Regions from separate parts of the Mus musculus genome. Here region 2 is linked to region 1. The links are chromatin loops, found by intact Hi-C in ENCODE. Cell type or tissue: left cerebral cortex. All regions are shown on one strand. Each heading gives the region's core, and the rest is flanking DNA. Links, peaks and the distances in the headings are about the cores only. Region 1 overlaps LOC102640059 (a long non-coding RNA gene). Region 2 overlaps Ankrd28 (ankyrin repeat domain 28).

Evidence for each region. Hi-C counts contacts between places; a loop is a spot of excess contacts. Peaks named below come from ENCODE experiments on the same cell type or tissue, not always from the same donor. Only the 100,000 strongest peaks of a DNase experiment are listed, where the experiment ranks them.
Region 2: it touches region 1 in a loop (3-fold over the local background); 6 of 42 quality-filtered maps call a loop at or near these places.

Annotation. Positions count from the first base shown.
Region 1 is chr14:31,929,358-31,937,698 of GRCm38, reverse strand. LOC102640059 (a long non-coding RNA gene) reads right to left here. Exons shown (of 5, transcript XR_874500.3): 1 at 7,112-8,341; 2 at 5,343-5,468. Among named protein-coding and RNA genes, the nearest start is that of Gm41125, 10 kb to the left of the region's middle. In left cerebral cortex, for the core only: no CTCF peak of the experiment used is centred there; DNase peaks (open chromatin) are centred at 3,057, 3,663 and 7,095; H3K4me3 peaks cover 1,334 bases; H3K27ac peaks cover 1,639 bases.
Region 2 is chr14:31,808,985-31,817,325 of GRCm38, reverse strand. The region is part of intron 1 of Ankrd28 (ankyrin repeat domain 28); the gene reads left to right. Among named protein-coding and RNA genes, the nearest start is that of Ankrd28, 17 kb to the left of the region's middle. In left cerebral cortex, for the core only: no CTCF peak of the experiment used is centred there; no DNase peak of the experiment used is centred there.

The DNA.
Region 1 (8,341 bases), core at 183-8,182:
GCAGCCCAAGTTCAATCTCTAGAACTTACCTCGTGGTAGAAGGGAGAGAACCAGCCCCACAAAATTGTCCTTTGACCTCCACAGCTATCCACACACCATGTGTGCACACGTACACACAAAAATAATAGCATTTGCTGTGCAAGCAGAAGATTCTGTGTTAAAAACCCCAGCACCCATTTAAAAATCCTGGGCACACCTAAGACCCCAACATCAGGAGACAGACACTTGAGGATACCAAGAGACCATTAGCTAGCAGAAAGAGCAAACTTCATGTTCAGTTTCTGTCTCAAGGTAAGGAGATACACCCAGTACAGAAAAAAATGTCTAATGGTCTCCACCTAGAAACATACAGACTCATGTACCTGAACCCTCATAAGCATGCACTAAACACAGCATACACATACACACAAGGAACCTTGCACTTTACACTAGACAATAGGAAAATCTCCTTCTTGTCCCCACCATTGAAGGGTCCTTTGTATAAAACTGAGAACTTATTGAGAGATTTCCTTCCAAAGAGATCCTTAGTCATTTCTTGCGCAAACAGGCACTGAAAAAGTGTCTCCCCAAGTTCAAATACAGGCACTTGGAGGATTCTGCAGTATGGTCCAAGGGTGACAGGATACTTCTCAGGCTAAGGACAGAACCTGCCACTGGCCATGGAGCTCTGGTGTTCAGGCATGCAAAATGAAAAAGTTACAAATCCCAGAGGATTGCACCAAGGCTTGAGAGGGGCCCCTACAGTGAATAGCTCAATCAGAGCCCCTCCAGGTAGGCCCCTCTGAACGGACTATGTACCTAACTGAGGATGAAGTCTAGGTTGTCCTGGAGACTATAGGATGTTGCAAATACCAAGAACATGGGACAGAAGCCAACATTTGTGTGGCAGGCACAGGGCCATAGGGGCGGGGCTTCTCAAGTCTCTTGGTACCTCCATCCCATATCACCATGAGCTGTGTGTAGGATTCTGAGCACAGAACTATCCGATTCACTGTTGGCCTCCCTGAGTTTCAGCCTTGCTTAACCCAGTCTTTTGTTGACAGCATTCTGTTCCTGCCTTTTGGAATAGAAATGTTTACTCTGCCACTGTATTTTTAGAAGTACATAATTTTCTTTTTTTATTTTATAGGGGCCCACAGTCAAGGCTTTGCCTTCAATCTCAGGAGAGGCTTTGGACTTTGAACAGTATTGGACTGGTAAGACTCTAGGGACATGGTCTGTGCACTAAGGACGTATTCCTTCGTTCTCAGGACTCAGGAGGCAGAAGCAGGTAGTTCAAGACTAGCCTGGTCTACACAGTGAGCCCCAGGCCAGCCAAGGCTACATAGTGAGATCCTGTCTCAAGCACCCCTGCCCAACAAAAAGGACTATAAGGACTCCTGAAGTTGGACTAAATGTATTTTGCATTATGAGATGTGTCAGGTGCAGAATGCTGTAGTTTAGATTCTTAAAGTCCTGACAGGTTGATTGATATTTTGAGTGACAGTTTCTTGTCTGATGGATTATGTTTGGAGGTGGGGTGTGGAACGTTTGAGACACAGAGCTCCCAGAAGTAGGTCAGTAGGGTGGGCATTGAGGATTATAATCCTTCCTTGGTTTCACCTGATCACTTCTTTGTTATTATTTAACAAAATCTCAATTGTTTGATTTTACCAATGAAGATTCAGGAGCCAGATGCTGGGGTGAAAGCCAGATAGCTCAAAGAGGCAGAGAAAGCACTCAGCTGACCTTCTTCCTCAGCTGGCATAGCAACCAGAATGCCCTCTCTCAAGCCCTCTCAAAAAACCTGCTTCAAACTGAATGGTCCTCCCTTCTACTTCCTGTGCATCTCTCTATCCTTTCTCCTAATTCTCTCTTACTCTCTATGGTTTTTTTGTTAATAATCCTATGTTCGCTTCCTGTCAACTGGCTGCTTGCTCTGCCTCTTGACCTAGGGTTGACTTTATTTAATCCTGTTTACAATATTCAAGCAGAAAGCCCTTGGTTTAAAGCTGTGTGCTAAGGCTGATCCACACCACAACTAAACACAGGTTTTTCCAGTAAATAACACAATCTCGGGGGTCACAGTGTGATCAAACATCCTGCAGCACTTCCTGGTCTGTGTGACATGGTGAGCTTCCACCCTGACGTCCTGTCACCATGAACTCAATAATGATAGACCAAGAGCCTCTGAAGTCAGGAGCCAGAATAACTCTTTCCTCTCAGGAGTTTCTACTAGGAATTTTCTCACAGTGACACAAAATAACTAACACATTTATCTTCCCTGCTATTTCCATAGAGCAAGAGTCTTCCCTTGGGATTGGCTATCAGCAAACCTTTTTCTTCTTTTTTAATTTGTTTGTTTGTTTTGTTTTGTTTTGTTTTGTTTTGTTTTGTTTTGTTTTGAGACAGGATTTCTCTGTGTAGCCCTGGCTGTCTTGGAACTCGCTCTGTAGACCAGGCTGGCCTCAAACTCACAGAGATTTGCCTCTGCCTTCTGAGTGCTGGGTTTAAAGGCGTGTGCCAGCACCGCCCGGACTCTTAATGTAGAAGCTGGTGTTGCAAAGAAAGGGAATTTGTGAAACTGAAAAGAAAGAAATTATGTTTTTATTCTCCCTAACCACTAACCAAGGTTGATTTTGCATTTCCTTCAATCATGAAACTAGGCACACACACACACACACACACACACACACACACACACACACACTCACACATCCCAGAGCCCTGGCAGCACCTGTGAGTATAACTATTGTTGCAGTTATCATAAATGACTCAGAATAGCGCCTCTGGGGTTACTGTTTGACAGTATTACAGTCGTCGGAGTTTGGCATTTCTTGCTACTTAAGGACATTTGTTACTATACTGTGTTTCAAATATTTTGATCATTGCCTCTTAAGGTAATATTATAATGTATTTTAGACATTCAAATTTTTATTCAGCAACATGGCTAGGAAGGGATGAAGCCCCATCCTAGAGAGACAGCAAGAAGCCTATTAGTGCAATTCTTCAGCAATCCATTAAACAATAGTCTCCTCCCAGCCCCCACCCAGCTTAGTCCCTTTCTTCCGAGCCTGGGGTTGTGCTGGCCTCGCCTCTCAGAGGCTGATGGGAAGACTCAAGATTGCACTTTCAGAACTCATTAGGGCTTAGACCACTCAGGGTCCCAGGAGAAAGGGGAAGCGGGGAAGTTTGTTCTCATCTGAATCGTTGGCTCCCATCAAATCATGCCTCAAGCAGGAGCCATGTGGACACTGTTCCAGATGACCGGAGGGCACCTAAGCAGCCTCAGCTTGGTTCTTCCCTCCCAGCAAGGCAAGCCTAGCCCAGGGATTTTTCTCCTGACCAGATAAGCCTTTTCAATGGGGTGTATAAGTCCAGCTTTTCTCCCCGCCCCCCCGGCCCTCCCCCCCCCCCCCCCCCGCTTCTCCTTGAGCGGTTCCAGGAGATGCTACTAAGCGCTATTAATTGGGACCTAATTTGCATGCCCTCTGTGTAAGTGGTGGTTTGTAGCTAGCGGGGATCAAAGCTTACTTGTACCGCTCTGCCCCACCCACCACTGCATGGGGCCTGGATTACCCTTGCGTCTTCTCCTCTCTGCTCGGTGAGCTCAGAGGAAGATCGTATTTAGTATGCTAGGGCCCAGGGCGTCCTGGAAATGCAATTGACACGCTTCCCCCCCCCCCCCCAAATCCTGAGCGACACAAAGGAAACTCATCCACAGTGCCTGATTGGGAGGGAGGCTGCATGACGTAGGGTGGGCGCTGTGTGATTCAGTCAGCAGTGGCAGATTTTTGCAAGCATCCCTGCTCCTAAACCCGCAACACAAGCCCGCTGACTTTAGAATTCTGAAGTGGTGGGGTGTTTTGATGTTGTTTTGTTTTGTGGTGGTTGTTGTCGTCATTTATTTAGGTTTTGTTTTTGTTTTTGTTTTTTCCTGTCGGGTGGTGGTGGTGGTATTGAGCATTTAAGCGCTTTGCATTTCTAATTAGTCTTAAGCCTGGTGATGGCTCCCTCAGTCGGTATCACTGTGCACACGCCCCCCACCCCCACCCCCCTTGCTTGCCCAAATGCTTGGTAATTAGCCCTGCAAAGACAGGCAAGCCTGACTGGCAGCAGCTTTTGCAAAAGGCTCCCCAGCCCTCTCAGCAACAAAGGAGAACCTCTGCATCCTCCCTTCTAGCTGTCATCTGATCCTTCGATTTTCCACTCTGCCACCACGCCACCAAGGAGTTGGAGCGTTTGTGTTTGAAGTGTTGGTACTAACGTTTTGATGGAAATTTGTAAATCTTACATGTGTGGGCAATGTCTTGCTTGAAATTTGTCCTGACTCCTCAGAGAGAAAGGAGGTGGGAACATTCACTTTTTTATTAGGACGGGAGGGAGTAACCGTATGGAAAATGGCTTGGTTAACCCTAGGCATCCCCTCTGACCCAGCCATTCCACGGTCAGAACACAGAAATGTGACAGGAATTTCTTCCCCACAGAAACACTGGGATATATCCACCTGCTGTTTGTAAAAGCCCCAAACTGGAAATATAAGGAATCTCATAAATTTAAAGTTGACTTTAAAAATTCTAGCTATTTTTAAAAAAAAAGTTCTGCCTCATTCTATTTACAAAAGTAGAAACCTGGCAGTGTGGTCTTGGTGGTGCTGGGAAGATTCCCCGGATCGGAGCAAGCAATTATATACTGTTACTGAATCTAGGCCTTGGGTCTGAGATCATATGAAAACCTGAATAGTCAGGCAATGGTGGTGCTCACCTTAAATCCCAGTACTTGGGAGGCAGAGGCAGGTAGATCTCTGAGTTTGAAGTTATCCAGGTCTACAAAGCGAGTTCCAAGACAGCCAAGAACAGGACAGAGAAGCTCTGCCTGAAAAACCAAGGGAAAAAAAAAAAAAGAAAGAAAAGAAAAGAAAGGAAAGGAAAGGAAAGGAAAGGAAAGGAAAGGAAAGGAAAGGAAGAGAAGAGAAGAGAAGAGAAGAAAAAAGAAAAGAAAAGAAAAGAAAAGAAAATCTACTAAACTACAGACTAACATGTGTGGTTTCCAGCATTCATGGTAAACTCCTGGAAATTGTTGTGGTTTAAAATGGAGGTTTAAACCGGGTGTGGTGGCGCACGCCTTTAATCCCAGCACTCAGGAGGCAGAGGCAGGAGGCAGATTTCTGAGTTCGAGGCCAGCCTGGTCTAGAAAGTGAGTTCCAGGACAGCCAGGGCTATACAGAGAAATCCTGTCTCGAAAAACCAATAAATAAATAAATAAATAAATAAATAAATAAATAATAATAAAGAAAGAAATGGAGGCTTAACAGTTAACTCTATCACTCAGTCACTGAAAGAACAAGGCCTGGCCTCCCTCACCTGTGAACTGGGTCAAGGTGTCCTATGGAAAAATCAGGTCTGCTTTAAGGCGTGCTCCAGCCACGATTGTCTCAGTCTTCCCTCGCAGTCTCCTTAAAGGGAAGAAGTCCAGTGGAAACCAGAGGGCTGATGGGAAGAAATACAGCCATAGAGAGGAGAAACAGGCGTTAGGACCAGAGAGGATGCGACTGTGTCCAGGACTTACTAATGGCATTCCCCAGACATTCCTGGCACAGTGTCAAGGACCAGGAACATCTCAAAGTCCAATGAAAATATTTAAGGGTTTAAGTAATGTTAAATGATCCCAAAATGAAAAATGGAAAATACAACTAGTATGTATTTGTTTACTTGAGTGTCCACAAACAAAGCATAGCACTAAGCCTAAGTAATTCTGTGTTTCTCACACATGAGCAAGTACATCAGCATCCAGGCTTCTGAATAAGCTGTAGGGTCTGATACAGTACATGTAGTGAGCCTGAGAGTCTGCAAGATGACAGGCTTCCAAGTGAGGTACCCTCACTTCTGGCCCACAGCCTTTTAACAGCACAGGGAGTTAGTGCTATAACACAAGTCAGTGCTGACATGGCTATAATATACTGGAAAAAAAGGTGACATCAAAATGTCATATTCACACATAATTCAGAACAATGTTTTTATTGTGTACATTTATAAGAAATGTATAATGAATTCACTCACCATTGAAGTATTTTAAGTGTACAGTTCAGCAGATTAATCAGTTACAATATTTTTTATCTATGTCCTCAAATGAAACTACACCCAAAGCAGTCACTTCCATTCCCTTCTCCTCCAGCCCTTAGTAACCTCTGTCCTTTCTGTCTGCTGATTTGGCTGCTCTAAGCCCCGCCCGCCCATCAAGAGACTCACACAATGTTCTTTTCTTTCCCCTTAGCTTATTTTTACCTAACATAGGTCCATTCCAGTCTCATCCACATTACAAATTTCACTTCATTTTAAGGATAAACAATATGCCCCTGTATACACAGGTCTACAGTGGTCTGACCATTTGTCTCCTCCACACATTTATATGCTGAAATCCTAGCACCCAATATTACAAATCCTAGTAATATTAGGAGGCAGAGACTTTGGGAGGTGATGGATCACAAGGGACAAGTGTAGAATTGAAATATACCACACAGAGATTGCTCACACTTGCCACCGTGTAAAAATTCTGTAACGAGAAAAGTCAAAGAGAGCTCTTACCAGAAACTAAATCTACCTGTACTTAGATCTTAGATTGCCTTGTCTCCATCACATTAAGAAACAAACTTCTCTTGCTTATAAGCCACCCAGTCACTGATATTTTGTTATAGTAGGCCAAAAGAATGAAGACAGCATCATATTTTGTTTAGCCATGCACCCACCAATGGAAAAGAGGCCCATTACACCTTTTGGCCATGGTGAATAACATAGCTATAAACATGGGTATGCAGACGCATCTTCAAGGCCTTTCTTTCGACCCCTTTACCCAGAAGAGAGATTGCTGGGCCACGTGGTTATTTATTTCACGTTTCGTTTATCTGAGATAACAAAAGAACAGCTATTTTTAAACATCCTCAACTACGATTTGAATGACCCAGATGGACACATTCCTCGGAGAGGCTGTTCTGCAGGTCTCTCCTACACGAACTGCAGGCCAGCTCCTCAGCGCTTTCACTAATAAAATACAGAGGAAGTGATACTTGGCCAGTTTCCAAGCTGACCCTTAATGGCTCTGGCAGCTTCCACTTCCTCCATCTTGGAATGCTTACTGTTGGCATAGTCCTTCTTGGAAGCCAGCCACTAGGCTGTGAGGCGATACAGGAAGCCACATGCAGTTGCCACGAAGAGAAGAACCAAGGTCCACAGCAGACAGTCCTGATTCAACTCCTAGTCAAGGTCCATCCAGTTCCTAAAACATCCGCATTCCAGCCGTTCCAACCCCAGCCCAGACCCGGGTCAGGCTTCCAGGAGACTTCAGATCCTTACCGCCCTAGCTTAAGGCAGAAGATCCACCCGGTCAGAAACAACCCACTGTTATTTTAAGCCTCAAAGTTTTGAGGTCACTTGTTACATTGCATTAGGTAAATGAGACAAACCCACTTCAAACATTTGGAGAAAGAGCAAAACATGCCACATTGAATCCATACGGGTAGAACTTGAGATACCAGTACAGGGCCTTAAGACTTGAAATATCTTGGGACTTTACAAAACAGATGTAAGGCATAAATGTAAGTAAGACACATGGCAAGAAATGAGCCCTCAAATATTTCAAACCTGCCTAAAACCAGCAGTTGGTGTGTGTGTGTTTGGGTTTTTTGGGGGGAGCACTTTTTTGAGGCAGGTCTCCCTGTATAGCTCTCTGGTTGTCTGGGAATTCACTATGTAGACCAAGCTTAGCCTTCAGCTCCTAGAGATCCACCTGCCTCTTCCTCCAGGGTGCTAGGCATAAAGGTGTGGCTGGCTTTTTTTTTTTTAACGCAGATATGATGGTGGTCATTTGGTTAAAGATCCAGCTACCCCAGAACAGAACATCAGCTAGCTCTTCCCATCCTTGTACCGCAGGAGGCAGCCAAGGGCTTTCTTACCTGTCTTGGCTTTAGGGGCATTTGAACTCTCAATCAGAAGCTTCCTTTTACCCAGAACTTACTTTGTAGCTAAGACCCTGGTCACACTTTCAGAAGATTGCAGGTGAATTCAACCAAGTCTGCCTCAGATTCCTGTCAGCTCAGAAAACAAGCAGCCTCAACATGAAGCTGTACAAGGGCGGGCAGAGGCGTGGCCTCGGGCAGAGGCGTGGCCTCGGGCAGAGGCGTGGCCTCGGGCAGAGGCGTGGCCTCAGGCAGGCAGTCCTAGATTCCTAAGCCTGCCATTGCCAGGCTCTATGAGGAAACCAGCTTCCTACTCTCTCCATTCTCCCACATGATGGGCACAGCCCATACCCGCAGGACCGACCTGCTCTGCCCTTGGGGAAAAAGGAATGGTAGGTCAAGGGCCCTTTG
Region 2 (8,341 bases), core at 120-8,119, 120 kb after region 1:
GAATTCTATAACAAGAATGTACTTGGAGAATTGTTGGCAGGAAATCTGGCCAGGCATTTGGGAGGTTGAGACAAGAGGATTGCTGCAAATTCAAGGACAGTCTGAGCCATGGTGAGTACCAGACCAACCAGGACTACATGGCAAGACCTGGTCTCAGTGACACCTCCCCAGTCCCCCAGTCAGAATGTTAACATATATGGTTCAAGCATAGGACACATGGAGTGTGAGGAAGTGACCGTGGTGGAGAGAGGGACCAGGTCATAGAGAGTCTGCGTTCTAGGGGTTTGGAACTTAATTCTGGATTATCACTGAATTATCCAAAGCAGGCAATACAAGATTTGTATTTTGGATGAATTCTGGAGGATTGATAAGAGTACAGGAATTGGTAGGCTGTTAAATTCATTTGAAATAAGGCTTGACCTTAGCCAGTAAGATGAATTTTATTTTGGAAATATTGAAGTTGGAACTTGTAAACATTGAAATGTACTTGAGTAAGCTGTTAAATATGAGACTGATTTCATAGAAGAGTGTTTGAGGTAGTAATCAAAGTAAATAAATTTATTTGAGAATGAGAAGGGCTCATGATCAGAGACTACAATGGAGAACATAGACTGGGTGGAGGAAAGGGAATTCTAAGAAGCCACAGGAGGTAGGAAAAAGCCTCTAGAGATTGCTTGTCACAGGTCAAAGGGAAAAGGCTTTGGCCAGTGGCACCTATATTCTCTTGGGCTTTGTTTAACTTAGGTATAAATTGCTCTGATTAAGAAACAATGTTTTAAAGTCCGGAAAATAGAAACACTCTATCTAACATGACCTTGGTTGAAAGTAGAGTTTTCCTTCCACTGCTTTCAGTTTATACAAATAGTTACAGTACCTAAGACAGGGATTATTATTGAGTATCCGTCATAATCAAATACATTGTTGTAAGCTTTTCTTAGAATGTACATTGGGAGAACCTAGTTAGACCCACAGACCAAAGATCACTTCCACAGTTAACTAATACTTACTGCTTCTTCATATGTGCATTTGATGGTGGCGGAGGTGGTGGAGGAGGAGGAGATAGAAAATTTAGTCCAAGTGTTGAGTGTTACTTTATTTCCTGCCTTGAATAATCCTTTTTCCCATTTGTTGCCAGAACAGCTTTAGAAATGATGGGTTCATATCCTGAACTTCTGTCAGCTTGAGTAGATTCCAGCTTCCTTAGTCTCTGAGGTGATCATTCATTAACCTGGAGTTTTGGATTTAAGTAAGTGTGAAATAAAAATAAGTGTTGTGCTAACCTTATACTTTGGGAAGTTTAACTGTTGTAGTGTCCATATCCATCAATATAAGTCCTTGGACTATTTTCTAGGGATAACAGTTTCCCTTGATTTGTGTTATTTGTGTTTAAAATCTCATTTGTATGGTAGGCAAGTCTTCAACACTTCCAGGTCTTGTATATTGTTTTCTTTGTAATTCTTTTAATGGAAATGGATGTAATAAACACCCTGATTGTTGGATTAAAAAAATAAATTCATGTCTGCTATCTGTTGGTCCTTGATACTAGGGCTACGTCTATAAAGGAAGTATCGGCTTTATGATGGAATGAAGTGAAATTAGATATGGACCATTATTTTAGCCGTGAGTGGGAAACACTAAAGAGGTGGCTAATTACACCCAAGCGTGAAGTTGGGATGATTTCTTGAAATTTACTCTAATAGAATTTTACTTACTGGTGTTACTCTCACAGTTTGCCATTCTCCTCCCCTCCCCCTCCTTGTTGTGGAGATTGAACACAGGTTCTTGGGCATTATATAAGTTCAACCCTCTCTTCTTTATCTTGGCTCAAGGAAATTAACATTCTCCCCCTACCCCCAAATATATTCTTAATCTTATATTAACTGAAATTTAGAAAAATAATCCCTTAGTTTTGTTTTTAATTCTTACCCCCTTCCTACATATTGTTCCATATTAGTGTCTATATATACTATGTCTGTTAGCAATACTGTAATACTCAGGCAGGACAAAGAAACAGGTAGGATTGCTCATTATAGTACTCAGATTAGTCTTGTTTATTCTGGTTTGTTTTGAATATAGCATAGGCTGTCCTTAAACTTAAGATCCTTCTGCCTCAGCTGCTCCAAGTGCAGAGATTCCAGGCATATTCTATCATGCTTTTTCGCCAGAATTCAGTTTATTACTTAAATGTGCTATGTACTGACTGTAGTACAACTTTAAAAATACAACTTACTTCAGTAATTAGTGAAAACAGTTCATTGTCATATATCATATTTGAGTATCTGCATTTGTGAAAAGGTCTTTTTTTAAAAATGTACTGATTCTTTGTTAATTTTGCATCATGCACTCCAATTCCAATCATCTTCCCATCCCTTTGTATCCTCCCACCCTTGCAACCTCCCCCCAAAAAGCAAATTAAAAATAAACAAAACATCTCATGCAAGCTGCATTGTGTCCCAGTGTGTCCCATACACCCTTTTAGCCACACATCTTTGATCATTACAGTGAGTCATTGGTCTGTTTCAAGGCCTCTGGTTCCTGCTATGCTATCAATACTTGATCCTCCTGAGGGCTCCTCTAGGATATCCTGGTGTTGCCCTGGGTCATAGATCCTGCAGCTTTGGATCTGCAGAACCAGCTAATACCATTCCTTCTAGCTTTGGGTTTAGCTTGCTTTTCTCTTTCAAACTCTGAAGGTAGAAATTGGTTTGAAATTTTTCATATTTAGTTATAGATTGCCTTCTATAAACATTAATTGTATCTTAAGCTTGTGCTGTGTCTTATTTTTATCCAACCTAAAATATATTCTGAGTTACTTTGTGATGCCATTTTTGACCCTAGTTTTGTTTGTTTGTTTGTTTGTTTGGATTTTGATTTTCAAATATTGTTTGGTTTTTATTTCTATGTCACCTACATTATGACTGGAGATGTTCTTTTTATCATTGACATGGTTTGGAAAATGGTCTATGGGACTTAACAAGCATTTGTTTGCATTTTGGTATTGTTGGATTCTTTCAGGTGTCTTTTGGGTCAGATTAGTTGGTAGTGAAGTTCAAATCCCCATTATCTTTTCTAATTTCCTGCCTATACTTTTATTATTGCGGACAGGAATGACATCTGCTTATAACCTTTAACTTGGCAATTTCATCTATCATTTTTTTAAAAAAAATGTTACCTATTTGGGGATTTTTAATTAAGTGCATACATTTATATTTGAACCTTTCTGCTTAATTGAGTTTTAATAGTATAAAATACCTTTGTCTCCTTTAAAAAAAAAAACTTTACATCTTATTTTCAGTGATTGTTTCTTAGCATTGTTTTTATGATGAGTTTGAATCTGAAGTGTCTCTTCTAGGACTGTCATCAATGATTTGGTATTGCTGTGTGGGTGGTGCGTTTTAAGACAGGGCCTCACCAAGAGCTCACATTGGTCTGGAACCGAGTGGTCTTCCTATTTTCAGCTTCCCCAGTCCTTGGATTCCTGAACGTATTGGGTATTCTTTCTAGAATACAGTCAAACAATCTGTCTTTTTAAAAAAAATCTTGTGTGTGTATCTATGATGCATCTTTGGTATGGATATGCTTGTCATATGGTTTACCTGTGGAGGTCAGAGGACAGTTTTGGGATCTATACTTTCCATCTATTGTGAGATCTGGAGTTGGGACCCAACAATCAGGTTTGTGGCACAAGTGCTGTGTCATCATACTGGCCCTCATGTAATTAAACCTCTTTAAAAGGAGTGCTTAGTCCATTTATTTAAAAAAATTTTCATTTTTAAGTGTATGTGTATATATGTGTGTCTGTGTGGGTATGTGTTTGTGAGTGATGGTATGTCCAAAGTATGTGTGTCTGTGAGATACCAGGTATGGGTGCTGGGAACCAAACTTGGCTCCTCTGCAAGAGAAGTGTGACTTCTTAACCAGTGAACTTTATCTTCAGACTTAATCCTGTTATCTTTTAATTCGTGTGTGATATCTCTTCCTATTTTATCATTTTTTGATTTCTTTGATTTTCAAAAACTATTTTTGTCTTTTTGTTGCATGTATTAAGCACTTGTCTTATTTATTGCAGTGTACTACATATGAATGCTATTAATGTCTCAGTGTAGCTAACTCATTTCCTCTCCTTCTTAGTGCTATCATTGTTATATATGTTATGTTCATTAATAATAACCTCATGGCAGTCTTTTAATTATTTCTTTCAATAGCATATACCAATTTAAAGAGTAAGGCAAGATTAATAATATTTTTATTAACCTATAATCTTTATTCTTAGATTCAAGTTAACTACCAACTGTCATTCTTTTTTCATTAATACAGCTTTTATTATATAACTCCCCTTTTCTTTGTTTCTGTATGTATATACATCTTTATATAAAAGCCCAATAGTGCAGTTATATTTCTTTCCTTCAATACACTTTTACATTAGAGAGAGAATAAAAATAGGATGTACTATTTACACTTTTTATTTGCAGTAGTCTTTGGCTGTTTTGCATTTTCTTCATATGAATTCCAGCTACTACCTGGCTTCGTCCTGAAGAATTTCCTTTAGTATTTGACTTTTTATCCCTGAGCCCATAAGGAACATTTTTCATTCAAATCACCAACTTTCACTCCTGGGCCCTGTAGGCCCATGGCCATCTCAGAATGCAGTGAGGACAACTTCCAAACTTTCCATAGTCTCTAACAGTCTCAACATTTCAAACAGTCAGAAGTTTCTTGAGACTCCAGGCTCATTATCCCTTTATTTGAGCTTTGAGGAAATGACTTTGTTTAGAGAAGCTGTAGAAAGATAATCTCTCTCGTTCTCTGTTATTTCCTTAGTATTTTGGCTAATTTCATCCAGATAGTTACTTGAAGGCATAAATATTTAGAGATTTGGGAGTTGTGGGGATGGCTCAGGAGGTACAGTGTTTGCCTTGCAAACATGAAGATCTCAGTTCTGTCTCCAGAACACATGTAAACGTGCCAGGTATGGCAAGAACACACGTAATCGTGCCAGGTATGGCAAGACACATGTAAACGTGCCAGGTATGGCAAGACACACGTAAACGTGCCAGGTATGGCAAGAACACACGTAAACGTGCCAGGTATGGCAAGAACACATGTAAACGTGCCAGGTATGGCAAGAACACATGTAAATGTGCCAGGTATGGCAAGAACACACGTAAACGTGCCAGTTAAGGCAAGACAGGAGGATGGTTAGGGCTTGCTGGCCATCAAGTTTAGCCTTACTAATGAATTCTAAGCTTATAAGAGCCTGTCTCAAAGGAGATGGCATTCTTGAGGGTGACAATTAAGGTTGTCTTCTGGCCTCCATGTGCACATATGTGCACTTGCACATATGGGTGCATGTACACCAACATATATGGAAACACATGTATGCATTATTTATTTAAAAAATACATTTTTTTTTGCAAAGTTCAATGAATTTTTAGAAGGGATTGTGGAAGTTTATCCTTTTGCAACAACAGTTGGGGGAACCACTATTACAGAGTGAATAGTCTTCTGTTTGTATACGTGGAATGGGGTTGTATGTACTGAAGGAACAAAACATCCTTTGATGTCTAATCTTTCTCTTAAGGAGAGGCTAAACATATATTAGTAGTGACCTGTCGGTAGTTTTGTCACTGACAAGGAAGTGTTACTTGCTGTCCATTCACTAGTTTTTATCCATACAAATGTTCAAGAGGCATTGCTTTGCTTCTACGGAAAAACTGGTCAGAAAATTGATTAATTCCTAGTTTGTACTGCCAGTTCTTCATGTCTAAAGTGAAAGGGAGAAACATCCCCCTTCTAGTCTTGTCAGATTCTGTTAACAGTATGTGTCAAAGGTATTTATTTGCACCACCACCTACTTTGAGTGTTTTCTGCAGAAGACCTTATCTTGGACTGCCCTAATGGCCAGAAGTTGGTTTTGGGTAAACTTTCCTGGCTTTGGAGTTTAGCATACTGCTTTTTTGTTTTTGACTAATAAAAGTTAGACTTGAAGCAGTGGGGAATTTGTTCAGTCCTGAGCTTAAACTTTATTATATCAGAAAGGGAGGTAGGTCAAATTTTGCCCAGCACCAAATACATAACAAAGAAATTTGAATTTAAGCACATAAATATGACATGATTTTCCTACATGTAAATTAAAATAACATTTTCACCTATTACATTCAGTACTTTAAAGACATGTCTATGGAACATACTAAGAACATAGAGAAATAGAGCCTATTGTTTTATTTCCCAGTAGCCTTATCTGAAATGATAATATTTCTTTGACACATGTTTATATGGGCTGCGGCTTCCATACACCATTATCATTTATAACAATGTTTTACATACAGTGACATTCAGATAAAGGTGGATGGATGAATGCTATGACCCAGCACCTATATTTTTTTTTGTTGTTTTGTTTTTGGTTTTTTTGTTTTTTGAGACAGGGTTTCTCTGTATAGCCCTGGCTGTCCTGGAACTCACTTTGTAGACCAGGCTGGCCTTGAACTCAGAAATCCGCCTGCCTCTGCCTCCCGAGTGCTGGGATTAAAGGCGTGTGTACCTTGGTCTCAAGGTTAGATGAGCTTGTCTTCCCTCTGTGGCTTAATAATGCACCTAAGAAGCACATGATAAATACTGTCTTTACTGAAAGATCACTGTTAGATGTTGACTCACTTGGAATTAGTAGCCTGACTGAATTTCCTAGAAGGAAGACTTAGTCACTGCTACTGAAATAGTGCTTGTATGTAGGAACCCAAACATAATTGTTCTCCATCATCTGGTAATTAAGTTTAGGAGAGGTGGACAGATGGACTTAAAATGAGTTTATTCACTTAAAAATATGTGTGTATATGTGTGTGTGTGTGTGTGTGTGTGTTGTCTGCTGGTATGTAAGAGTACTATATGTGTGCCTGGTGCTTACAGAGGCCAGAAAAGGGTGTTAGATGCTCTAGAACTACAGTTACAGACAGTTGTGAGACACCATGTAAGTGTTGGGAACTGAACTTCAGCGAGGTAGCAAAAGCTCTGAGCTACCTAGCCCCGCTTTGTTTTCTTGTTAAAAAGGTGAAGTCAAATCTTAACAGACAGTTTACATCAAGAACACTTCCCAGCTTTTTCTTTTTTCCCCCTCTTGCTCATTTTTGGCAATATGTGGGAGCATTCTTTGATTGTTAAAAAGTGAGAGAGGAAAAAGTGCTACTGCCATCTATTGGATAGAGGCCAGAAATGTGGTTCAGATTTTGCAGTGATTGGGACAGTTCCTTAATGGAACAACTCCTTTTAATAAAGAACCATCTGCCAGGTAGTGGTGGCGCACGCCTTTAATTCCAGTACTTGGGAGGCAGAGGCAGGCGGATTTCTGAGTTTGAGACTAGCCTGGTCTATACAGAGTGAGTTCCAGGACAGCCAGGACTACACAGAGAAGCCCTGTCTCGGAAAAACAACAAAACAAACAAACAAACAAAAAACAAATAAACAAACAAACAAGGAACCATCTGGGGAAATGGTTCATGTACAGTACTTGCTGCATAAACATGATTTTAGCTCCCCAGCACATATAAAAGCCAGGTATGATGATATGTGTCTGTAACCCAGTGCTAAGGGTCAAGTGCTTTCTGGCCAACTAGTCTAACCAAAATAGTGAATTAGATTTAGTGATAATCTTTTCTTAAAAAGTAAGGTAGAGGGCTGGTGAGATGGCTTAGTGGGTAAGAGCACCCGACTGCTCTTCCGAAGGTCAGGAGTTCAAATCCCAGCAACCACATGGTGGCTCACAACCATCCGTAACGAGACCTGACTCCCTCTTCTGGAGTGTCTGAGGACAGCTAAAGTGTACTTACATTAAAGAGAGAGAGAGAGAGAGAGAGAGAGAGAGAGAGAGAGAAAGAAGACGAGTCTAGAGTATCAGCGCAGCGGTTAAGGACACTTCCTGCTCTTGCAGAGGACTTGAGTTCAGTTCCTAGCACCCACGTCTAGCAGCTCACGGCCATTTATAACTCCAGCTCCAAGGGCTCCAACACTATTATCTGGCCTTCATGGGCACCCTTGTACACACAATCCATACAAATACACATATATACACAAATAATAATAACAATCTTAAAGAATGGCAACTAAGATTTCACATTACAGCATCTGCAGTGATCCCACAAGTTTGCATTCTGGGCTGCTAGCCAAAGGTGAAGAACAGGTTAAATAATATGAAAGGTTGGGTTGTTGAGTTACAGATAGAAAACACCACCTCAGACATAGTTAGAGATGCTTATGTCAGATAGTAAGATGGGCTTTCAGTATAAAGTTACTAATAGCAATTGCCTAAATAATATGGTTGGTTTCCACACAACCTTGCATATTTAGTGAT